2 separate regions of the Homo sapiens genome follow, and region 2 is linked to region 1. Evidence: chromatin loops called from intact Hi-C (ENCODE). Cell type or tissue: IMR-90. All regions are shown on one strand. Each heading gives the region's core, and the rest is flanking DNA. Links, peaks and the distances in the headings are about the cores only. Region 1 overlaps WDFY3 (WD repeat and FYVE domain containing 3). Region 2 overlaps WDFY3 (WD repeat and FYVE domain containing 3).

The links. Hi-C counts contacts between places; a loop is a spot of excess contacts. Peaks named below come from ENCODE experiments on the same cell type or tissue, not always from the same donor. Only the 100,000 strongest peaks of a DNase experiment are listed, where the experiment ranks them.
Region 2: a loop joins it to region 1, with 2.0 times the contacts of the local background. A loop is called at or near these places in 1 of 110 quality-filtered maps.

What each region holds. Positions count from the first base shown.
Region 1 is chr4:84,942,166-84,954,300 of GRCh38, reverse strand. All of the region lies in intron 1 of WDFY3 (WD repeat and FYVE domain containing 3), which reads left to right. Among named protein-coding and RNA genes, the nearest start is that of WDFY3-AS2, 17 kb to the left of the region's middle. In IMR-90, for the core only: no CTCF peak of the experiment used is centred there; a DNase peak (open chromatin) is centred at 2,090.
Region 2 is chr4:84,797,518-84,809,652 of GRCh38, reverse strand. WDFY3 (WD repeat and FYVE domain containing 3) reads left to right here. Exons shown (of 68, transcript NM_014991.6): 15 at 1,236-1,319; 16 at 6,186-6,363; 17 at 7,789-8,003; 18 at 11,545-11,657. It overlaps WDFY3-AS1 (WDFY3 antisense RNA 1), which reads right to left. Exons shown (of 3, transcript NR_046707.1): 2 at 6,244-6,393. Among named protein-coding and RNA genes, the nearest start is that of WDFY3-AS1, 6.9 kb to the right of the region's middle. In IMR-90, for the core only: no CTCF peak of the experiment used is centred there; DNase peaks (open chromatin) are centred at 5,312 and 5,692.

The DNA.
Region 1 (12,135 bases), core at 1,917-9,916:
GCTTAATAATTTTATTTAGCTTGATTTATTTGTGTAATGAGTAGGGACTAAATTAGATCAAGTATCAGGGATTAAACTTGCTACCTGAGAACCTAGTTCTTATTTCCCAAAATAATGATCCTATGTAAATAGACTCTCAAGTGATGTTATGCTATATAATAATAATTCTGTAAGCTTTTTTTCCTAAAGATGATAACATATTTTATTGTGATTGTGCTGGGTATCACGGGTACTATGCATGGACGCTTTACACATGGGTAGTTCTGCCCTCAATAACTTTATAACATAGTGGAGATAAGATAGGTAGATACATAATTGAATGGTATTTGATGAGTCTGAGAGGTGCAGAAGTGCTATGGACACTTAATGAGTAGAAAGATTATTTTCGATTGAACTGATTAAGAGAACCCTAAGATATGATCTTTGATCTGCATATCAGGGGGATTGATCAAATTTCTTTGGTGGGAATTGTGAAATTTATTTATATCAAAATTATAGGACATATAAAATTGATAGATTTCACTCTCAGTGAATCAGAACAGGTTTCTTGGGGAAAAATATTAGCCCAAATATAATATTTAAGTAAAGAAGAAAAGGATTAGGGATAATGTAAGATACTTAGGAAAAAAAATACTTATAATATGAGAATCTTACTCTTGCTCCTGAAGCATTTTACAACTAGGTCATCATAAAAATTGTACTAAGTATGACTTCCCTAGCATGTATTCTTTTTTTAAAAAAATACATTTTATTGTGTATATTTAAGATATTCACATGATGTTATGAGATAACATAAGTAGTAAAATGTTTACAATGGTGAAACAAATGAACATATCTATCATCTCACATAATTACCCATTTTTCCCCTGTGTCAAAAGCAGCTATGACCTGCTCATTTAGCAAAAATCCTGAATACAATACATTGTCAGTTAATGAGATCTTTAGATTTGTTCATCCTGCATATATACTATTTTGTATCTTTTGAGACACCTCTCCCATTTCCTCTGCGCAACCGTGACCCTCATAACTAGTTTTATTCTCTGTCTCTGTGAATATTTGACCTTTTTTTTTTTTGATACCAGATAATAAGTGAGATCATGCAATATTTTTCTTTTGGTGTCTGGCTTATTTCACATAGTGTAATATCCTTCGGGTCAACTCATGTTGTGGCAAATGACAAGATCCCCTTCTTTTTTTTTTAAGGCTGAATAATATTCCATTTTTTATTATACACCATAGTTTCTTAATCCATTTGATAGTTGAGGGATACCAAGGTTGTTTCCATACTTTGGCCATAATGAATAATGCTGCAGTGAACATGAGGAATGCATCTATTAGAGGTGGTGATTTCATTTCCTTTGTGTATACACCCAGAAGAAAGGTTGTTGGGTTACAGGTAATCCTAGTTTTAATTTCTTTAGGACCCTCCATACTATTTTCCATAATGGCTGCACCAATCTACCATGTATGCTTTTTAAGTTTGATCTGCTACATTAATGACAGATGTAATTTATATATTTCACTTAATTTGCTAAATCCAGAAATTTTTTTTTTTTTGGTCAAGATGAGTATTTATTTTGCTGTTTTATTTTTTGAAGTTGCAATGTTTAAATTATTTCTGAGTGGAATAGCATCGAAAAAAATTTCTTGATGTTGTGGAGTTCAGCATTGCTGAGTGGTAGCTGTCAGTGGCAGGCTTTAAAGAATAAGCTGGAAGAAGAAGGGAAAGTAAGATGTTGGTGAATGGCAACATGATGAGAGGAAAGCAAGAAAAAGACAGAGAAAATAAAAGTTCTGTATAAAGGGGTGTTGTTTTTGCCTCAGGTCATTCAGTATAGCAGATGGTACATTGTACCTGGTCAAACCTGAAGCATTTCTGAAAGCTAATTTCTTTGTCAGACCTATAGAGAGCAGAAAATCTTTTGAGTTTGCTTCAGTTATACAATAAATATTAATGAAAAATGGTGTCATACATTCTTTTATGTTCTCCACCTCTTTTTCCGCAGAGACCTAGATTTATATCTGAGTCACCAGAGTAAATAAGTTCAGTGATTCCCAGCTTGTCTTAGGTTGCATAACCACCACATGGGTTGGCATAGGTGTTTTTACTTTCAGGAGGATGTGAGGAAGCCTGTCAAGACATGGCAGCTGCTGAAAATGCATTAAGGCCACTACTACCACTGATAGGTATTTGTGTGGTTGGAGCAGGGCAGGGAAAAGTTGTACTGCATTGCTTTTCTGAGGTAATAGTACTTGTCATCTCTATTCATAGCTTGGAAAAGAGTATTGTGTCTTTCTTAGAAGGCTGATTTTTCTTTCTCTGTGGATTTTCTTGCACTTTCAATTTTCTCAGCCTGACTAAAACTTTCATCAAAAATGAACTACTTTTTGACTGTGGCTTGCCAATGTTGATAGATGTTTAAAAGTCTCCTCATATTCCAGCCTTTCTTCTTCCTACCCTGCTTATTGACACCCACTTTAGCACAGGGTTTAATAGTGGCTTTGCCTATCCTGATGTCATCTGGCAAAGCATCATTCCAGTCCAATGAAGATTTTGTTTGGCAAGCACTATTTTAATGGAAGAAAACTGGTTGCATTGCAGTATCTAATTGTTACTTTGGTTTTGTTATTTAACATCGGGCATGGCTTACGTTCACATCTGTGTGCTTTTTTGAGTTTTGTTAAAGTTTAGAAGTGATTTTACTATATAGCATGTGTGGCATGTTGTTGAGATATAGATATATATCATACTTCTAAGTAGCAGAAGTAAGTATTGTGCACAGGCTTTAAGTTAGATTTTTTATATTACATCATCTGTTATCATTTAAAGGATCAATACAAATTGTATTTTTATTTAAAATTTTTAAAGATGGTAAAGTAATTAAATTAGTAAAGACTGCTCTGGCATCAGATAATCTGTTTTCTTCATGAGAGTTCAACCCACTGTGACTTCTGTTACAAAGGAAAGCATGTCTGTGAACAGCAGTTTTGAAGATTTTTGTATGTTCATGTTGATGGAAAAAATATGATAAAAACAAACGAAGAAAATAGAAGATAAACATGTTGACCAGTAACTCATTCCCGGATGCCCGAAATACAGAGAATTCCTATTCAAATAAACAAGTAATAAAATGGACTTTTAAAAGATAAATATTAAGCATCCTGTGAGGAAAGGGTCATAGGAATATAAAATTAGAATAGAGGTAAATAATTGCCTGGCAAGAGGGAAAGAGTACATGAAATTAATCTCCAATGTGAGATGCATTTTGCATTGTGTTTATTAATGAATAGGGAGTAGTTTTTGGAAAAAGTGAGTTTCTCAGCACTTACATTACACTTTGTCTCCTTAGGGTAAGGCCCTCCCTAGTAATTGACATTCTGCAGTGATTGTATTGCAGTATAAGCTGAGTACATTTGACACTTTACTAACCATCTCAACTCTTGATTTACTTTTTCATTCAGTGTGTTTATTCAGTGTCTACTTTGTGTGCTGAAACTATTTTTCTTTTTTGAGTTGGAGTCTCCCTCTGTTGCCCAGGCTGGAGTGCAGTGATGCTATCTCCGCTCACTGCAGCCTCCGCCTCCTGGGTTCAAACGATTCTCCTGCCTCAGCCTCCCAAGTAGCTGGGACTACAGGCGCATGCCACCATGCCAGGCTAAGTTTTTGTATTTTAATAGAGACGGGGTTTCACCGTGTTAATCAGGATGGTCTCGATCTCCTAACATCATGATCCACCCGCCTTGGCCTCCCAAAGTGCTGAGATTACAGGTGTGAGCCACCTTGCCCGCCTAAAATTATTAAGATGATGAGATGCTATTACTTCTTTCAAAGAGTTCATATACTAGTTTAGCCTATATTAAATAATGTAACCTTTTTTTTTTTTTATTAAACTTTAAGTTCTGGGATATGTGTGCACAACATGCAGGTTTGTTACATAGGTATACATGTGCCATGGTGGTTTGCTGCACCTATTAACCCATCATCTAGGTTTTAAACCCCTCATGCATTAGGGATTTGTCCTAATGCTCTCCCTCCCCTTGCCCCCCAACCCCCGATAGCTCCCAATGTGTGATGTTCCCCTCTCTGTGTCCATGTGTTCTCATTGTTCAACTCCCACTTATGAATGAGAACATGTGGTGTTTGGTTTTCTGTTCCTGTGTTAGTTTGCTGAGAGTGATGTTTTCCAGCTTCATCCATGTCCCTGCAAAGCACATGAACTCATTCTTTTTTATGGCTGCATAGTATTCCATGGTGTATATGTGCCACATTTTCTTTATCCAGTCTATCATCAGTGGACATTTGGGTTGGTTCCAAGTCTTTGCTATTGTGAATAGTGCTGCAATAAACATACGCGAACAGCATCTATTTTTGAGATGTCATTGGCTTCCCACCTTAGCCACAGTATTTAGAATTCTTTATTATCTACTGCACTTGTTCTTACTGCAGTTCTGTTGGCTTATAAGGGGCCTGAGGTAAATATATTTACTTTTGTCCTTGAGTTTTCGACTACTTGGTAGTTTTTTTGGCGGTGATCCCATCTGTGGCTTGATCTTTAGCTAGGAATCAAGGTTGTAGAGAAAGCAGAGGAAACAACTTTAATGAAGGTGTAATATTAATAACAAAAGTAGATTTTGGAGAAAGTGATAGGAGTCCCATTTTTTGGCACTAAAGAGAATTAGAAATTGAATAAGTTTCATAGAGAAGAATTCAGCATTGTTCAGAAGAGGCACTGATTTATGTGACTAGATATATATACTCTTTCATTGCTCTGATATACCTTAAGTTTTGCATTAAGAAATTGCTTCTAGAACTCTTGGGAATCAGATGGCCTTTTCAATATGCTATAATCTAGAACATATTTACAAAATGTAATGTAGTCATTGTCATTTCTCCTATTTTAAAATTTATCTGGTGATTGAAAAATAAATTTGGGCGTGTAAATGTGTGGGATTCTTTCCTATATTATGTTATTGTTTTAATTGTACTATACTGCCAAGTTTCCAGCTTATGCCATTTAGAAAATAACTTTTTTCTTTTGTATATTTTCTGTTTTAAAATTCTGTGAGCTTGCTTACCTTTTCCATATCTCAAAATTTGATAGAGCTTTGTTGTATTTGTGATATGGGAGCACATGGCCAAGTTGTAGAGTAGGGCAGAGGTAACTATTATGCAGGACAGACTAGAATCAGTCCACATTTAAGGTATAGTGCTGCATGTTAAGGTCAATCTAACCTTAACTAACTACAGGCGCTGAGGAAAAGTTCTTTTTGGTAGGCCGTGCCAGGGGTAAACAGCCAGAGAATAATTCAGTCAACCTATTAATGGGAATTCAAGGGGAAGAAGCATATGGAATCTGAAATAGGAGGGTGTGTGTGTGTAAATGACGAAATGAATGCAAACATACATGCTTATATATGTATGAGTGGCCACCAGATAATTCTGTCTGTGGGTACTGGACTCTAGCTATCAGTCCTTGGGATTGGGAATTTAAAGTAGACTGCTCAGTCCTAGGAAGAGAAAAGCCAGGAAGGGATCAGACTAGGGACCTCCAAAAGTGTCTAAGCAGAAGCTTAGTTATAATAGCTGAGCTATAAACAGGAAAAGGACAGCAGAAGGGGAAGGAGTAGAACAGGGTAGGCATCATAACGAGCTAGAAATCCTAACTATCTAATCTGCAGTATGAAGGCTGGGTAATGTTAGTGATGACTTGATCCAGAATTAAAGATTGGGGCGAAACTGCAAAAACATCTTCTATCACAAGTCCGTATTGGTGATCTAGGATTTAAGTGACAGGCGAAGCCAGGCACTTGGAGAGCAGAGACAGGCTGGGCTTGACATTCTTTGATGAACTACTAAGTATCTTTTTTTTTCTATATACTATTAAGTATTGTTGATCAGTAATCATTTAGTCTGCTTTATTGGCATTGGTATGGCATCACGAGATGCAAAGAACTGCTGATGCCTCATACTAACGTCTTAACAGGGAACTGCTGCTAAAATGAACAAACTTACACACTGAAGTAAATATGCTTTCTTGTGAAATAGGAGGATATGAAAAAGCATGTTAGGCATGAGGGTTCTCATGTCACACTTTGGAAGGCAAAATTACCCTTTAGGAATTTATTTTCTGAGTTGGATAAGAGGAAGCAAGGAAAATGCATGATTATGATAAATTGACCTTAAAATGAGAACCTCCACACCTTTCATTTACTTCCTATAAAAAGTTATAGTAGCATTTTTTTGGTTGCAGTCAGTTGACACTTACTAGCTTGAGGAGGGGAAAAGGAATTAATGGGACTCATACTGGGAATGGAATGATGGATTGAACAAGTGGGTCTTGAACAGAAGATATCAGAGTTGCTTTGAGGATCTCATTAGCAGGAATTTTATTTATTTATTTATTTATTTACTTTTGAGACAGGGTCTCACTCTTTCATCTAGGCTGGAGTACAGTGGCATGATTATGACTCACTACAGCCTTTACCTTCCAGGCTCAAGTAAGTGGTCCTCCCTCCTTAAGCCCCTGAGTAGCTGGGACTTCAGGCACATGCCACCATGCCTGGCTAATGTTTTTTTTTTTTTTTTTTTTGGTAGATGTGGGGTTTTTTGATATGTTGCTCAGGCTGGTCTTGAACTCCTGGACTCAAGCGATCTTGACTGCCTTGGCTTCCCAAAGTGCTGGGTTTACACGTGTGAGCCACTGCGCCCAGCCTAGCAGGAATTTTTATTTTATTTTATTTTATTTATTTATTATTTTTATTATTATTATTATTATTATTATTATTTTTGAGACGGATTCTCGCTCTTTTGCCCAGGCCGGAGTGCAGTGGCACAATCTTGGCTCACTGCAACCTCCACCTCCCGAGTTCAAGCGATTCTCCTGCCTCAGCCTCCCGAGTAGCTGGGACTACAGGCCCGTGCCACCACACCTGGCCAATTTTTTGTATTTTTAGTAGAGCTGAGGTTTCACCATGTTAGCCAGGATGGTCTCCATCTCCTGACCTCGTGATCCGCCCGCCTCGGCTTCCCAAAGTGCTAGGATTACAGGCATAAGTCACTGTGCCCGGCCCCTAGCAGGAATTTTTATACCTTCTTCCTAGACTCCTGCTATTAAGGTGACTTTGCTGTAAAGATTTAGTCTCTCTCTGCCTTGCATCTTCAATTTATATATTCCATCAAGAAAGGATTAAATTGGCCGGGCACGGTGGCTCACGCCTGTAATCCCAGCACTTTGGGAGGCCGAGGCGGGTGGATCACAAGGTCAGGAGATCGAGACCATCCTGGCTAACACAGTGAAACTCCGTATCTACTAAAAATACAAAAAAATTAGCCAGGCGTGGTGGCAGGTGCCTGTAGTCCTAGCTACTAGGGAGGCTGAGGCGGGAGAATGGCATGAACCTGGGAGGCAGAGCTTGCAGTGAGCGGAGATCACGCCACTGCACTCCAGCCTGGGCAACAGAGCGAGACTCTGTCTCAAAAAAAAAAACAAAAAATGAAAGGATTAAATTAACCTCGTTCAGATCAGGTGTCTGTCTGTACTAGAGCCAGGGTATGCAGACTTATGATGTATAGCGCGCTAGGAATATACCTCGGTGCTGGGGGTCATTCCCAAAGAAGGGGAAGTCAAAAGCTGGGCAGCCCTCCTAGGTGTCTAGAACATCTCACTCTTTGGTAGCTTAACCACTGCTTTTCCTGTCTCTTTCCCTTTGCTTTCCTCCCCACTAGTAGAGATAACCCTGCTATCCCATGTATTGATGCAGTTTTTCCAGTGGGAGAAAAGCAAAAAGCAAGTTGAAGTACCATATCCAGAGGCAGTGCCATAGGGCTACTGACTCTGAGTGATATCATGCTGCCTCCTGGTTCCATTGTGATTCTTTCTTGATATTTTACAACCTAAATTTAACTCCTGCCAACTTGCCATCTGCATGCTTGAGGGAAAGGAAGAGGAAATAAAGAGAAAATGTATTTAAAGGGAAAGAGAAGGGTACTTATCACACACCAGTGACTATTAAGGAAATAAATGGTGGCCACAGTCCTTAGTTTTACATCTGAGCACAAAGCCCTAACCTGTTTCACTTCAGATTACATATTTCTGTTACCTTCTGCTAGTGTCCTGGCTTATCAGGGTTCTGTTTCTAGGAAGCTAACTCAGTCCTTCATTCCCAAAAGGGTCTGAGGTTTGGTAGTTCCAACTGTATAGAATTGTGATAATCTTTCACTCACATTAACACTGTGTACGGCACTGCCAGAGAATATGAGATTCCCCCAAGTTCTTTTCTCATGATCTTCCTAGCCCCAGGTGTGCAGTAGCAACCTGTCTTCTCCTTGATGGTCAGGAGCAGTCACCTCTGTCAATTCTATAGCCTCCATTTTTGCTTGTTTTTTTATTGTTATGAGGAAATAAAACTCTGCTTTCAATTGAGTGAAACAGTTATTTTGTTTCTTGGTATAAGTATTTCATTCTTGGGTACTAAATAAAATTTCTAGATCAACAGATTCCAGAGTTCTTGAGACAAGAAGCAGAACTTTGAAAGCAGATGAAATATACCACCTCCACCATCACCACGTTCCCACATCCAGTGTGTTCCGGAGATGGGAGGATGGGAGACATCATATATTAGTGGGTGGTTCAGAGCTTATTTTATGTACTATAGGACAGCACCCCAATATCAGAAGGTTTCAGGTGGCGCAACAACTTGCATGTCAAGCTTCAAAATGCCATTACTCCTCTGTGAGGACAGCTGTGTCTGAATAAGAGTCTATTTGATAAGACTAGTGAGGTCCCTGGGCATCTGCCCATCACCATTTGAAGTGAGTTCCTGGATCAGAGGCCCTGTGAGTGTGATTTATATGAAGCATTCACTTAATCTTGAATGGTGGTGCTGGCAGAGACAAATTCAGAATTGGTGTTTCTTATAGTGAAAAGCAGCCATCACCATTTCTGTAATGCAAAGGGTTTGTTATAATTTACCTGCTAAGAAGTAGTCTCTCTTTGGGGGACTCAGGCAAATGTGTTCTCAACAGTAGTGACAGTGACATCAGTCTTAATGAGTTCGTGCAGATTTGCCCTTGCATAACTGCTTCTCCTTCCACCTGGTGGTTTTCATGAACCTATTGAGCAAGGACCAGGCTGGCTGGAGGAGTATGAGTTGGTCTGTGATGTGGGTCATCTTATCCACTCAATTACTAAGAGGCTTTGTATTTTGATTTGTTAGCAGAATTCTGGTGAACATACACATGGGACAGGAATTTTTTTAGGCTGTGACCCTGTTGTGAGAGGTTCATTCAAGTAGCTATTCTGAGAATCTCCCTCTTTTTTATCTTTTGATCTTTTCAAGGCCATTGATCATGACACAGAAAAGGGAAGGATTATAAGCTTTCCAGCTACTCCAGGAAGTGTCTACTACAGAAGTAATAATATATTCTATAAGTTCCCAAAACTTAAGACTTTCAGCCACATCCAGTGACTATATGTATTATTTATTTATTTATTTTTATTTATTTTTTTGAGAGGAAGTCTCACTCTGTTGCCCAGGCTGGAGTGCAGTGGCGTGATCTCGGCTCACTGCAACCTGCCTCCCAGGTTCAAGCAATTCTCCTGTCTTAGCCACCATGCCTGGCTAATTTTTTGTATTTTTAGTAGAGACGTTGTTTCACCATGTTGACCAGGCTGGCCTTGAACTCTTGACCTCAGATGATCCATCCGCCACAGCCCCACAAAGTGCTGGGATTACAGGCATGAGCCACTGCACCCAGCCTGTTTATTTTTTGATACACGGTCTGACTCTCGCCCAGGCTGGAGTACAGTGGCAAGATCTTGGCTCACTGCAGTCTCCTCCCTCAAGGTTCAAGTGATTCTCCCACCTCAACCTTCCAAGTAACTGGTACTACAGGTGTGCGCCACCATGCCCAGCTAATTTTTTGTATTTTTTATTTTAATTTTTTTCGTAGAGAATGGGTTTGTAGAGGCTGGTCTTGAACTCCTGAGCTCAAGTGATCCATCCCCCTCAGCCTCCCAGAGTTCTGGGATTACAGGCATGAGCCACCATGCCTGGCTGATTTTTGCTTCTTAAAGTTAGGAGTGATAATTTTGGAATAATTAAAGACTAATAAATAATACTTATATAAAGCTATTTATTCAGTCAGCGAAAAGATATTTAGAGTCTTATTGTTTGTTTTAGCATATGTATTTGACAATCAGGTGCTTATTGAAAATCATTACACGAGTTAGTTTTTCATGTAATTATACTTAAGTTGAATTTCTTTGCTTTCCCCATCAACCTAAAGTTTCCATTTAAAATTTGCTCTATAATTAACAAAAGTGCCATATATCCTAATCTGGAATGTTTATAATTCAGAGGTCAAATTGGAAGAGGGAGGCCTTCAACAGTTACTCTTCCTTGCTAATTTTAGACTTTATGTCTGTGCCTCTGGTAGGGACCCAACACAATGAATGGCTCATGACTGGTAGTGTAAAGACTTATTTTCCAGTTTTTAGTATGTGTAGGCCAAATTGTATCACCCTTAGGCTATTTACTAGTTGATGATGATTTTGTCACCTTTAAAGAGCAGTTTTTTTTGTTTTGTTTTGTTTTTCAATAAATTTATTCAAGTACAGTTGATCTTTGAACCATGTTGGGGCTAGGGGAAGTGACCTCCTGTGTAGTTGATCTGCATATAACTTTTTTGGTTTCCCCAAAACTTAATTACTGATAGTGTTACTGATAACATAAACCGTCGATTTATACACATCTTGTGGGTTATATGTATTATATACTGTATTCTTTTTTTTTTCTGAGACGGAGTCTTGCTCTGTCGCCCAGGCTGGAGTGCAGTGGTGTGATCTCGGCTCACTGCAAGCTCCGCCTCCCTGGTTCACGCCATTCTCCTGCCTCAGCCTCCTGAGTAGCTGGGACTACAGGTGCCCACCACCACGCCCAGCTAGTTTTTTTGTATTCTTAGTAGAGATGGGGTTTCACTGGGTGTTAGCCAGGATGGTCTCGATCTCCTGACCTTGTGATCCGCCCGCCTCGGCCTCCCAAAGTGCTTGGATTACAGGTGTGAGCCACCACACCCAGCCATATACTGTATTCTTACAGGAAAGTTAGTTAAAAGAAAATGACATTAAGAAAATCATAAGGAAGAGAAAATATATTTACTGTTCATTAAGTGGAAGTGGGTCATCATAAAGGTGTTCATCCTCATTGTCTTCACACTGAGTTGGCCGAAGAGGAGGAGGAAGAGAGGAGTAGTTGATCTTGTCTGATGTGGCAGAGGCAGAAGAAAATCCACATATAATTGGACAACACAGTTCAAACCCATGTTGTTCAAGTTTACTGTATATACGTAAGTAAAAGTAAACAAATTGTAAGTTGAAGCTTAATGAAATTTCTCAAAATGAACATGCTTCACCATTTAAAAAAAAATAAAAAGGTTAGCCACAGACTGGTAAATATACTTGCAAAACATATACATACTTGGCAAAGGATATGAACCAGAATATATAAAGAACTCTCACAATTCAATAATAAGAAGACAAAGAACCCTGTCGAAAAATGAACAAATAATTTGAACAGATATTTTACCGAGGATATGTGAATGACAAATGCATGTAAAATCTGATGATGTTAAGTTTGGTAAGGATATGCAGCAACTAGAAGTTTCTTCTCATTCATTCCTGGTGAAATGGTATAGCCATTTTAGCAAACAGTCAACTAGTGTCTCATAAATTCAAACATATTCATTAGGATCTATAAATTCCATTCCTAAGTATATCTATAAAAGAAATGAAAGCACATGTCCACAAAAAGGCTAATGTTCATAGCAGCATTCAAAATGTTTTAATTTGCTTTTCATAAATAATGGTAGTGAGCTTTCATTGCTTGTTTGCTGTATGTATCCTTTTTTTAAAAGTAAGTGTCGACATCTTTTATTCTTTTTAAAATCAGTTTGCTTTTTTTTTATTGTTTAAAGAATTCATTATATATTTTGGGTTCCAGTCTGGTATGTGTTTTACAAATACTTTCTCCCAGTTTTTGGCTTAATTTCATTTTTATAACACTGTGTTTTGAAGAGCAGAAATTAATTTTGGTGATGTCCACTTTGCCCATTTTTTTCTTTTATAGTTTTTACTT
Region 2 (12,135 bases), core at 2,672-10,671, 150 kb after region 1:
TTGCAGTTATTGGAACAGTTTCTATGAAGTTTCCTTTAATGATAGTGTTTACTGTTGTTTTTTTTCTTTTTAGCCTCAAAAGGTGCATCTGGACTTATTGATATGTGTTATCAATAGAACATCATTATGATTATTCTTATTTCCAGACACGTACTCCATCATTCTCCACATATCATACTCCTCAAAAAATGATATAGTTCCCAAAGAGAGGTGTCAGTGTCTTGAACCGTCAAGTTCAAGAGGCCATCAGACTCAATATTTACTCATTCCTTCATGAAATAAGTACTTAACAAAAAGCTGCTGCATGCCAAGTCACTGTGCTAGGCATTGAGGATTCAGCTCTACACAGGGCTGTCTTGGTCCTTGCTATCTTTTAGCTAAAATGTAGACACATAAATAAACAATTACATATAGTGTGACACATTCTACAGTGGGGGAATCCAGGGTTCTCAGGCAGATTGTAGGAGAGCCACTTCATCTAGATCACTTATTTTCAGTGCTTCAACTGTGTTTTCAATGAAGATGTCACTTTGAAAATAATACTTCTAATTTATGCCCCAAGTGTTATTGCTTTTAACTTACCATAGTTTTACTACATAAAATAAATGAACTGCCCTCATCAATAGACCATGTAACTACATTGGATAGAGCTTGTAATAGGTTTTGTGTCCTTTTCTGTGGAATATCTGCTTTGAAGTATCAACTGAGATATTTCCTGCTTCTTAACAAGATTTCTTAGTCCTCAGTATTTACATTTAAAAATCCAAACAGCTTTGACAACAATTGTAAAAAAAAAAATCATTAAACTTCTGCTTTTCCCTATCTTGAAGTAAAATGCATATGTATAGTTAATTTATCGAAAACACAGGACAGTGTAGTGTTCTAGGAATGAGCTATATAAATTTGTGTATTCAGATTCAACCTCTTTTCCCTTGATTTCTACTTATCCTAGTTAGAATACATCATTTTTAGTCACTGTCAAAAATAGGGCTTAGAGCACCCTGTTTAACAGATGTGTTAAATGTTAACATGAATGGAATAAGCATCTGCCGTGAGCATGCTTTTCTGTTTCATTCAGTGCTTGTGTTGTAGTCTTGTTCCTTGTTCCTGCTGAATATGGAAGATGTTCCTTATTAAACTTTTACTGGCATTTCTTGTGAAACTAACCAACTGCCAACCTGGTGTTCTCTTCTTCTAACCTCTCTAAACCACCCTGTCTGTTTTGTTGTCTGTAGTCGTGCAGAACAGATCCCTCCTTGCCTGACAAGTGAGTCTTCTCTCCCCTCTCCTTGGGGTACACCAGCTTTGTCCAGGAAAAGGTACTGATCATATAAGAGAAGTCAGTCTCTATTTGTGTGGGGTTCCTTTTTTTCTGTGCTTATTTATGTTAACATGTTGATTGTGTTTTGTGATTTCAGTTTTTTTTTGTTTTGTTTTGTTTTGTTTTTACTTTTGGGGTTTTGGGGGGTGTTTTTAGATTTTAAAGATATCAGTTTTTCATGAGAGTAAAATGTGTTGATGCTATGAAACTATGAAGGACATATATAATTTTGTCATCCAACTGTTTTCATAACTAAACTACACATTTTTGTTATAGAAAAAACATGTCTTTTATTAAAAATAAGTTAGAAATGTGGACTTAATGTCTCTAAGTAGAATACTTTTCCACTTTTTTTATTTTTCATTTTTTTTTTATTTTTTACTTTAAACGTTGGGATCATTTGTTGGTTTTTACTGTTATTCCAAAATGAATTTCATAGCACTGAAAGGAACTGTGTATTTTCTCCATCAGATTCAACCAATTGAAGTATGTTGCTGTTATGAAAAATGCTCACAGCTAAGCTTTGAAAAAGTTAGTAAAAAACCCACCCCAATACTTACTTTGATCAGTGCTCTGTAAATCTCTAAGCTGATCTAGTTGATCTTTTTAAAACTACCTTTAAAAAAATTCTACTCAGTTTTTTAAAAACTACAGTTGATTGATGCAACCTGCACATAAAATGATCATGGTCTGCAGTTGGCCCCAAATACTTCATTACTTTTCCTGTTTTCCTCATAACCAAAAATAAGTCCTTAACTCTTACATTAATATTCTTTCATTGAGGCTTTTAAAAAATGAATCCCAAGGTTCTGCTATATTGTTGTTTTAATCTTATTACTGTTGTTCAGATTTTGAAACTTGAAGATAGTTGGAGTTAGTACATCAAAAGTATTTGTTACGGATTCAGTATTTCAACATATTTGCATAGTAATATTAGGTATATGAAAAGATGTAATTTCATTTTTCTCTTAAATTTACACTTATAGCTTACTTTGCACAACAAACTATGGCATGGTTCAGAATAGTCTTAAATGAATATAGGATTGTTCAGTATATTTGTGCTTAAAAACTGCAATTTCTTTTTTTAAAAAAGCTGTTCCTAATTCAAGGAATGATAAACTAGATAAATTTGAGTTGATATCGTGTATTTTTCTGTTGCTAAAATGGTCGAGGTAAAAAATGTGTGTGTTTGAAAATTTATGTTTGTTCATGAGCCCAAGGAATTGTTGAATATTAGAGAAATAATTTCAATTAGTAGTTTAAATTACTAAAAATCACAATTTAAAAATATGGTGATTATATCATAAATGAGTAAAGCCTTAAAATTTGCTGTTTAAAAACATTTAGTCCTTTTTAAGTATTAACCAAATGCCACAAAATAAAAATACACAGATTAAAAGGATACTTAAAAAAATACATCAGGGCCAGGTGCGGTGGCTCGCACCTGTAATCCTAGCACTTTGGGAGGCCAAGGCGGGTGGATTGCCTGAGGTCAGGAGTTTAAGACCAGCCTGGCAACACGGTGAAACCCCATCTCTACTAAAATACAAAAAAAAAAATTGGCCGGGCATGGCAGCGTGCACCTGTAATCCCAGCTACTCAGGAGCTGAGTCAGGAGAACTGCATGAACGAAGGAGGCGGAGGTTGCAGTGAGCCGAGATCACCGCACTGCACTCCAGCCTAGACTACAGAGCGAGACTCCATTTCCAAAAATACATCAGAACTTTCTATTTATTGAAATGGTAATTTGACAAAGGGAAAACAGCATTCTCTTTTTATTCTTAAAGAGTTACTTATGGCCTTAAATCAAAAACATATTGTCATCATTTACAGTGTAGCTCCATGTAGAGATAACCAGGTCTTTGACTTAAGGGAAAACTGTCACTAAATCAGTATAGCTAGTTGATTGAGCCCTAATCCGTGTGAATTCTCCATGAGTCTTACAAGTTGACATTACCCCAAGGACAGAAAGTCCCTGATACTGTTCATGCTAATACTAAGATGATTGTTGACATTTTCAGGTTGCCATTCTATTCAGCTTGCATACATTTTGCTCAATGGTAAGAATCATAAGCTAGTAAAGAATATTATGTTTTTTACTTCACAAATTCAAGTCTAGTGACTTGAAATTAGAATTTAAGTCACACTGTTTCTAGAACCTCTCAACAAATTACATCAGCTTATAGACATCTTTTTCTTGTAGCAAAACATACTGTTTTGTTGGCAAAAGGAGAAACCAAAATTTGACTGTGTTTTTATGGCTTGTGGAACACTCTCAGATGCTAAGGACGTTTTGAGGTTGTGATACTTGTCTGACATGTAGTATCCAGGAGATTCTTCTCTAATTATTTTAAGGATTGGGGGAAAATGAACTAGCTGACTTTATATTTGGAAAACTAAAACTCAAAACCTTTTTCATTGTTGATTATTCAGAAGGAATAATAGAACAGAATTATAGCTGAACAGTGTTCAATCAGAGTTAGAAGAAGTGAATACAAAATAATAATCAGAACTCTACAGAATATAACTGCAATGGAACAAAAGGTGGCAAGTACTTGTTATTCTTCAAACATGGGATCCATTACTTAGTGCCTCTACATACCTGATGATAAGTTAAGCAAAGCAGATTCAGAATTTAAATATTATGTATTCCCAAAAGAGGTAGATGAATCTTAAATATATATGAGAATTTAGGTCAAAATATTAAATAGCAACCAAATTATGAAATGTAATTTTATCCTATCTTTGCAAATGGTTAGTTCTTGCTTGGGAATTAGCCATTTAATAAGCTTACCATAATTCCAAAATTTAAAAGGTGATACCTGTGGTGATACCTAGGTGATTTAATCAGAATTAATTTTGTATAATGCCTGTTGTAATACACCTAATTTTAGTTAATAAATACCGTGTTTTAGATATCAGCAATGTTTGCAATATTTTTCTGGTTTGAAAACAATGAATGTAATTCCTTTTTCAGAATATTGCTTTCTTATATAAGATAAAAAATGTACTACTGTAATAATTATATACAGGTTGAGTATTTCTTATCCAAAATACTTGGGACCAGAATTGTTTTAATTTCCACTTTTTTGGATTTTGTAATATTTGCAATATATATAATGAGATATCTTGAGTATGGGACCCAAGTCCAGACACATAATTTACTTATGTTGCATATACATCTTATACAAGTAGCCAGAAGATAATTTTATGTAATATTTTTAATAATTTTGTACATGAAACAAAGTTTTGACTGTGTTTTGACTCTGATCCATCATATAAGGTCAGATGTGAAATTTTCTACTTATGGCGTCATGTGGGTGCTTAAAAAGTTTTGGATTTTGGAGCATTTCAGATTTCAGATTTTTGGATTAGGGGTACTCAACCTGTGTTAGTAAAGAGTTCAGTGTCCAAAGATGTAAAGATTTCTTCCTGAGTGTATCAGTAATTTAAATCCAAATCTCATCAAATCTGTCAATTTAGAAATGATTTTGGAAGGCCTATAACTAAAATAAGACAATTAGAATCTATGCGTATGTGTGTATATGCAATGAAAACATGTTTAATGAAATTTTGGAATTCAGTGGTTATTTCTGATACATGCTAGATAAATTATGAATCTTTTTTCTAGATGGATCAAAATATTTAAAAGAATAAAGGGAGCAATATAGGAGGAGGATAACTGTTGGTAATACACATTTTGAATATTTTTCTTAGTAAGTTTAGAAATTAAATCTTTTTGAATGAAAAATGGCAGAATACAGGGAGTGAAAACATGAATGGGTAAAGGACATGCTGCCTTTTAAATAAACTAGGAGAGCCTGTGTGCCTTTTTATAAGTAAAGCGGAACATTTTCCTAGAATCCCTGTTAAAAAGAGAACGGTATTTTTTTTAAACCACGGCAGTGCCAATTCTTTGCTACTAAATCAGTGACGTAAAGCATCTGTTTCCCAAGCTGCTCTTGTCCCAGAGAGCTAAAACTGCATTGCTCTCTGTGACAGAGCTCAGCATTAGGCAAATTATGCTGAGACCAACTCATTGGAACAAAGAGTTCCCATAGGCTGAAGCCACAAGCATCTGTTTCTTAGTGCCAAGATGCAAAATGTGCAAAATTCATGAATTGTAGATGAGTAGTATGAAATAGAAAGTAGAGATCATTGATGAGAAGAAATGTGTACATTCAGGACATGGCTGGGCTTTCTAATTCATAGAAACTTTTTCTGTAAATTGCTTTCAAGTTTTTAAAAGTTGCAATGAATATTTTCAGTGATAATGAGGATAGATGCAGAAGATGAAAGTAGTTCCAAATAAGCTAAAGGAAAACTCCCACAATGCCAAATATATTTATTCTTGGATAGCTTAGACTCTGAGACAACCCTGACTCAGCTGACCCAGTTAGTTGTTGATTGTGTTACTCATGCACTAAGGAAAGGTTAAAACACATATAGGTAATTTCAAAAGATAAAATCTCACTGAGGGAATTAATTTAATTTGATCTCTCATCACGTATTATTGGAACTGTCATCTTCTAGAGCTTTGAATCACTGTGATTGTACTTGTTCTTTACATCTTGTGGTACAGGTGTCATTTTTTAATCAAACAATCCATATAGTAAATCAGTAAAAGTAAAAATCATATAAAGGCTATGAATAATGGATAGTTACATGGTCTGCACACACCCACCCACACACATGCGGACACACACACATATCAACTCGAGTTGATAATATATTCCTTTTTTTCTATCCCAACCTTAAGGTGTTTTCTAACAAGGCTTTTTGGTTATCAGTGGATGAAAGTAACTGAAGAGGAAGAGAATGTGATTGGAATTCAATACCAAATTTACTCTTTCTTTTTTTATAGGCATGCATATCATTCTGTTTCAACTCCCCCTGTTTACCCTCCTAAAAATGTTGCCGACCTGAAACTACATGTGACAACTTCATCTCTGCAGAGTTCTGATGCAGTCATCATTCATCCTGGAGCCATGCTTGCCATGCTGGACCTACTGGCCTCTGTTGGGTCAGTGACACAGCCAGAAGTAAGCTTGAATATGTTAGTTCCTTCCCGTCTGTAATGAAATGAATGAAAGGATGTGAGTATGATTATATGAGCTAGGGGGTTGAGGAAGAAAGTTAATATTACATACTAAAGTAGCTGAAGGGGAAAAAAAAGGATTTTTTTATTTGAGTGTTACCTTTCATGATAAATGGTAGATATGTATGTTTTAGAATCTAATTCATTCATTACAAAGACAACCAAGGTGGCTTCTTCTGGTGCTAGAATAATTCTGTTTCTCCTTATAAATCCTGCTCAGCAGTGGACATTGCTAACGAATAATACAGAAGGAAAAATGACTGAAGATACTACATTGAGGCTATTTGTCTGTTTTGACTTGTTGCACTCAAGAGTTTGAGCGAATTGGAGTTTGGGTGATGATTTTTATTAAAATGTTATATAGCCTCTAAGGCCTAAAGTGTCACAGATGTAAACAATAGGCTTGCCTTTAAACTAGTTATCTGCCCACCATTAAGAAGATTTTATCCCTGCTATTTCTATAAAAATAGAACTACTTTTAGTCATATAGTCATGTAATACAAAAGGCTTGGAAGAGAATAGAGTCCAGCTGCCTGTACTTCTAGCAAATTAAAATAGGACATGTTTGCCTAACCTGTTCTGGAATTGCTATATTGCTCTAAGCAAGTTACTTATCTGAATGTATTTGGAAGCATATAGAGACTTCATATTAAAAGGTATGCTTCTGGCCAGGCGCGGTGGCTCACGCCTGTAATCCCAGCACTTTGGGAGGCTGAGGCGGGTGTATCACGAGGTCAGGAGATCAAGACCATCCTGGCTAACACAGTGAAACTCTGCCTCTACTAAAAATACAAAAAATGCAAAAAATTAGCCTGGCATGGTGGCAGGCACCTGTAGTCCGAGCTACTCGGCGGACTGAGGCAGGAGAATTGCTTGAACCCAGGAGGCGGAGGTTGCAGTGAGCCGAGAGCCGAGATCACACAATTGCACTCCAACCTGGGTGACAGAGCAAGACTCTGTCTCAAAAAAAAAAAAAAAGTATGCTTCTGCCGGGTGCGGTGGCTCACGCCTGTAATCCTAACACTTGGGAGGCTGAGGCAGGTGGATCACCTGAGGTCAGGAGTTTGAGACCAGCCTAGCCAACATGGTGAAACCCTGTCTCTACTAAAAATACAAAAGTTAACTGGGCGTGGTGGTGGGCGCCTGTTATCCCAGTTACTTGGGAGGCTGTGGCAGGAGAATCACTTGAACCTGCAAGGCAGAGGTTGCAATGAGGCGAGATCACACCATTGCACTCCAGCCTGGACAACAAGAGCGAAACTCCGTCTCAAAAAAAAAAAAAATTAAAAAGGTATGCTTCATGTGAAAAGAATTGTCATCTTTCTCACTAAGAATGACCTGACTGTGTGGATTTCTTTGTTGATTTTAGCATGCTTTGGATCTTCAACTTGCCGTGGCAAATATTTTACAATCCCTGGTGCACACAGAAAGGAACCAGCAAGTCATGTGTGAAGCTGGTCTTCATGCACGACTGCTGCAGAGGTGCAGTGCTGCATTGGCTGATGAGGACCACTCACTGCACCCGCCCCTGCAGCGGATGTTTGAACGATTAGCCTCTCAGGCTCTGGAACCCATGGTGTTGAGGTAAGTTCTCTTTCATACTCAAATAGTCCACAATTAGTAATGTCAGTTTCTAGAGTCCTTATGATTCCAGAATTCCTGCCTTAATGGACATATATTCAGTTATCTATGGGCAAAATATAACAAAAATGGACAAAATACTCAAAATATGGCACTTAGAAACAAATAAATCTAGTTATTAGTAATCATTTAGTGTTTCTGTCCATCAGTTATTTCTTTCATTTGAATCTAGCAAGCTCTCACTTTCCTTTAAAAATGAAGTCATGCGTTTACTTTATATTTAATAACTTTTCATATGTAAGAAGTTTTTAAAGAAATACTTTTTAACCTTTTAATTTTGAAATAATAGATTCACCATAAGTTGTGAATATAGATCCAAGAGTTTTCCTGTGCTCTTTGCCCATTTTCCTCCAGTAGTTACACCTTACATAACTATACTACAGTATCCAAACCAAGAAATTGATATTGGTATGATGTATTCATGTGCACATACAATTATCTGTTATTGTATCATGTGTAGATTCATGTAATCACCACACAATTACGATGTCACAAAGATTTCTCTAGTGCTACCTTTATTGTCATACCCACTCCCCTAACCCCAACATCGTTAGCCCTTAGCCCATGGAAATCACTGATCTGTTCTCCATCTCCATAGTTTTGTCGTTATGAGCAGGGGTCTCAAACCCCCGAGCCATGGACCAGTACTGGTCCATGTCCTGTTAGGAACTGGGCCGCACAGCAGGAGGTAAGCTGTGGGTGAGCCAGCATTTCCGCCTGTGCTCTGCCTCCTGTCAAATCAGCAGTAGCATTAGATACTCATAGGAGCGTGAACCCTATTGTGAACTGTGCATGCAAGGGATCTAGGTTGGGCACTCCTTATGAGAATCTAAATAATCTAATACCTGATGATCTGAGGTGGAACAGTTTCATTCTGAAACCATCCTCCACAATCCATCTGTGAAAAAATTGTCTTCCACAAAACCGCTCCCTGATGCCAAAAAGGTTGGGTACCACTGATTTTGAGAATGTTACATAAATGAAGTTATACAGTATGTGATCTTTTCAGATTGTCTCTTCACTAATCATATTGCTCTTGAGCTGCACACAAGTTGTTACATGTATCAGTAGTTTTTTCTTTTTATTATGAATAATGTTCCACAGTATGGATGTATCAGAGTTTGTGAATCATTCAAGAAATATATACTTACATATGTGTATTTCTTGAATGATTCATATATATCTGTCATTTCCTCCAGGAAGCCTCCTGCTTTGAGCCACCCTTCCAAAAGTCTGGGTAGGCTGCCCCTATATAAACTCTATAACACTGCTGTTACATAACTTATTATTAGAGTACTCCTCTTTTATAAAACTTTTAGGAGCTTTCTTAAAAATGGTTGAAATTTATTTGTAAGTTTTTAAAACTGACTCCAAACTGATTGTGGATTAAGAAACTTTTATGCAGTAAACATTTGTTAAATGGTGTTGTATCAGGCTGTGTTCACGGCCTTTATAATGCCAAGATGAGTGAGATGGACCTACTCACTTCATCCATTATCTTGTAGTTGTACTCACCGTCCTAAAGTTTTGAAAATAGCATTGAGATTTTCCCCTGATCCTTTTTGGTAATCTGCTACTTTAAAAGTAGAGAAACACACAGAGAGAGAGAGAGACATTGTCCCATACCTAATGCTACTATTTTACCAGATAACTTACATTGCATAGTTAGATAAATAGAATAAGCAATGAAAATCAACCATTGGGTATGGTCAGTTTTCACAATTAGTGAGTTCTCAGAAAAAAGAAGTCAAATGATGGTACAAGTACTTTGCTACTTAAAAGCCATAGATTATAAACTAATTGTGTCTAACGTTCTACATGAAAAACTGGCAAACCTAACTTGTAAGCCTTTTTTGTTTCCTGCTGTAGGGAGTTGAAAATTTGGAGTATTCTACTTTTTTTTTTAACATGATGTTATAAATGACAGGTTATGGAGGGTTTATGCTCTTAAAAAATGTATCGTCTAGTAAAGAATACATGCAGATAAGCAGGAAATGAAAATATTGTTTATTAAGTTCGTAATAGCAGTGTTACAGAGTTTATATAGGGGCAGAGACTTTTGGAAGTGTGACTCAAAGCAGGCTTCCTGGAGGAAATGACAGTTAATGAAATAAAGTATGAGGCCAGGCAGTGTGGCTCATGCCTGTAATCCCAACACTTTGGGAGGCCAACGCAGGAGGATTACTTGAGGTCAGCAGTTTGAAATAAGCCTGAATAACATAGTGAGACCCTGTTTCTACAAAAAAAAAAAAAATATATATATATATGTATTAACTAGCATGGTGGCGTGTGCCTGTAGTCCTTGTTATTTGGGAGACTGAGGCCGAAGGATCTCTTGGGCCCAAGAGTTTGAGATTGCAGTGAGCTATGATCACACCACTGCACTCCAGTCTGAGTGACAGAGCAAGAGGCTGTCTCACACACACAAAAAAATGATGATAAATAAAAAACTCTAAAGTATGGAAGAGAGTTAATCAGGTGAAAAAGTAAGGGCAAGATTTTTTTCCCCAACAAGAAAAACAAATATGGTGGTCCAGGGTAGAGAAGGAGTACAGCATTCTTAGGCAGTCAGAAGTTTTATGTATGTCTTAAGTAGAATTTATGATTGCGGGAAAGATGGGAGCAGTGAAGCTGGAGAGTACAGTAGAAATCATCTCATGTATGGTACTGAATGCTAGCTGTTTTGTGTTTTCAACTACAGAAATGGACAGCCATGGAAGAGTCTTAAGCAATAGAGTGACACTGTGTAGATTTAAGTTCTGTGAGATACTGACTATAGTGAGGAATGGATTGAGTTGGGGCAATATTGGTGTCACAGGAGGTAATTAAGACTCTGTTTTAGGAATAGTAAAATAATATGGTCTGGGTGATAGCAGCAAGAATGAGAGAAAAGAGCAGATTCCATATTTTTATGAGTAGAAATAGCAGGATTTTCTGATTTTCTGAATATGGAAAGTTAAAGAAGGAACAAAAACACATTTCAGTGAGATGCAGAACATAAGAAATGCCCTGGGTTTGGATATAAGGTGATGAGTTTGGTTTTAGAAATATTTGAGTTGGGGTTCTTCTTAAATATTATTAACTTCTAAAAAATGAATTTATAAAAATGTATAGCAGATATATAGCTATATGGTGATTAGATGTAAAACTAACACTGTGTATGTTTTACTATACTTGCATTTTTTGTATTGTAATTAGTCTGTTGGAATTTATTAAATTCCTTTTTTGAAAATGTTTGGTTTATGAATTATAATATTCTCAACGAAGGAATAACTGTCTAAAAAACATTCTAAAAAATATGTGTCAGATATATAGCTATATGGTGATTAAATGTAAAACTAACACTATATTGTTTTATTATACTTTGCATTTTTTTATTGTAATTAGTCTGTTGGAATTTATTAAATTCTTTTTCTGAATATTTGGTTAATGAATTATATAATAATCTCAATCAAGGAATAACTTTGCTTTGTCTCTTTCTTAGGGAGTTTTTACGTTTGGCAAGTCCTTTAAATTGTGGTGCCTGGGACAAAAAACTGCTAAAACAATATAGGGTCCACAAACCAAGTTCACTGAGTTATGAACCAGAAATGAGAAGTAAGTTTTGAAATTCCCTTTTTTGATTTATTTTATGAATGAAAATCATGTAGGGGATGAATATTATTTCAAGAAGTTTGTGAAAGCAAAGAAAGAGAAGGGTTTATTATTTAAATAGGGAAACAGGCCCGGCGCGGTGGCTCACGCCTGTAATCCCAGCACTTTGGGAGGCCGAGACGGGCGGATCACGAGGTCGGGAGTTCGAGACCATGGTGAAACCCCGTCTCTTCTAAAAAATACAAAAAAAATTAGCCGGGCGCAGTGGCAGGCGCCTGTAGTCCCAGCTACTCGGGAGGCTGAGGCAGGAGAATGGCGTGAACCCGGGAGGCAGAGCTTGCAGTGAGCCGAGATCGCGCCACTGCACTCCAGCCTGGGCGACAGAGCAAGACTCCGTCTCAAAAAATAAATAAATAAATAAATAAATAAATAAATAAATAAGAATTGAGTTGTGATTTCCTTTGCTAAGAGTAGAAACAAA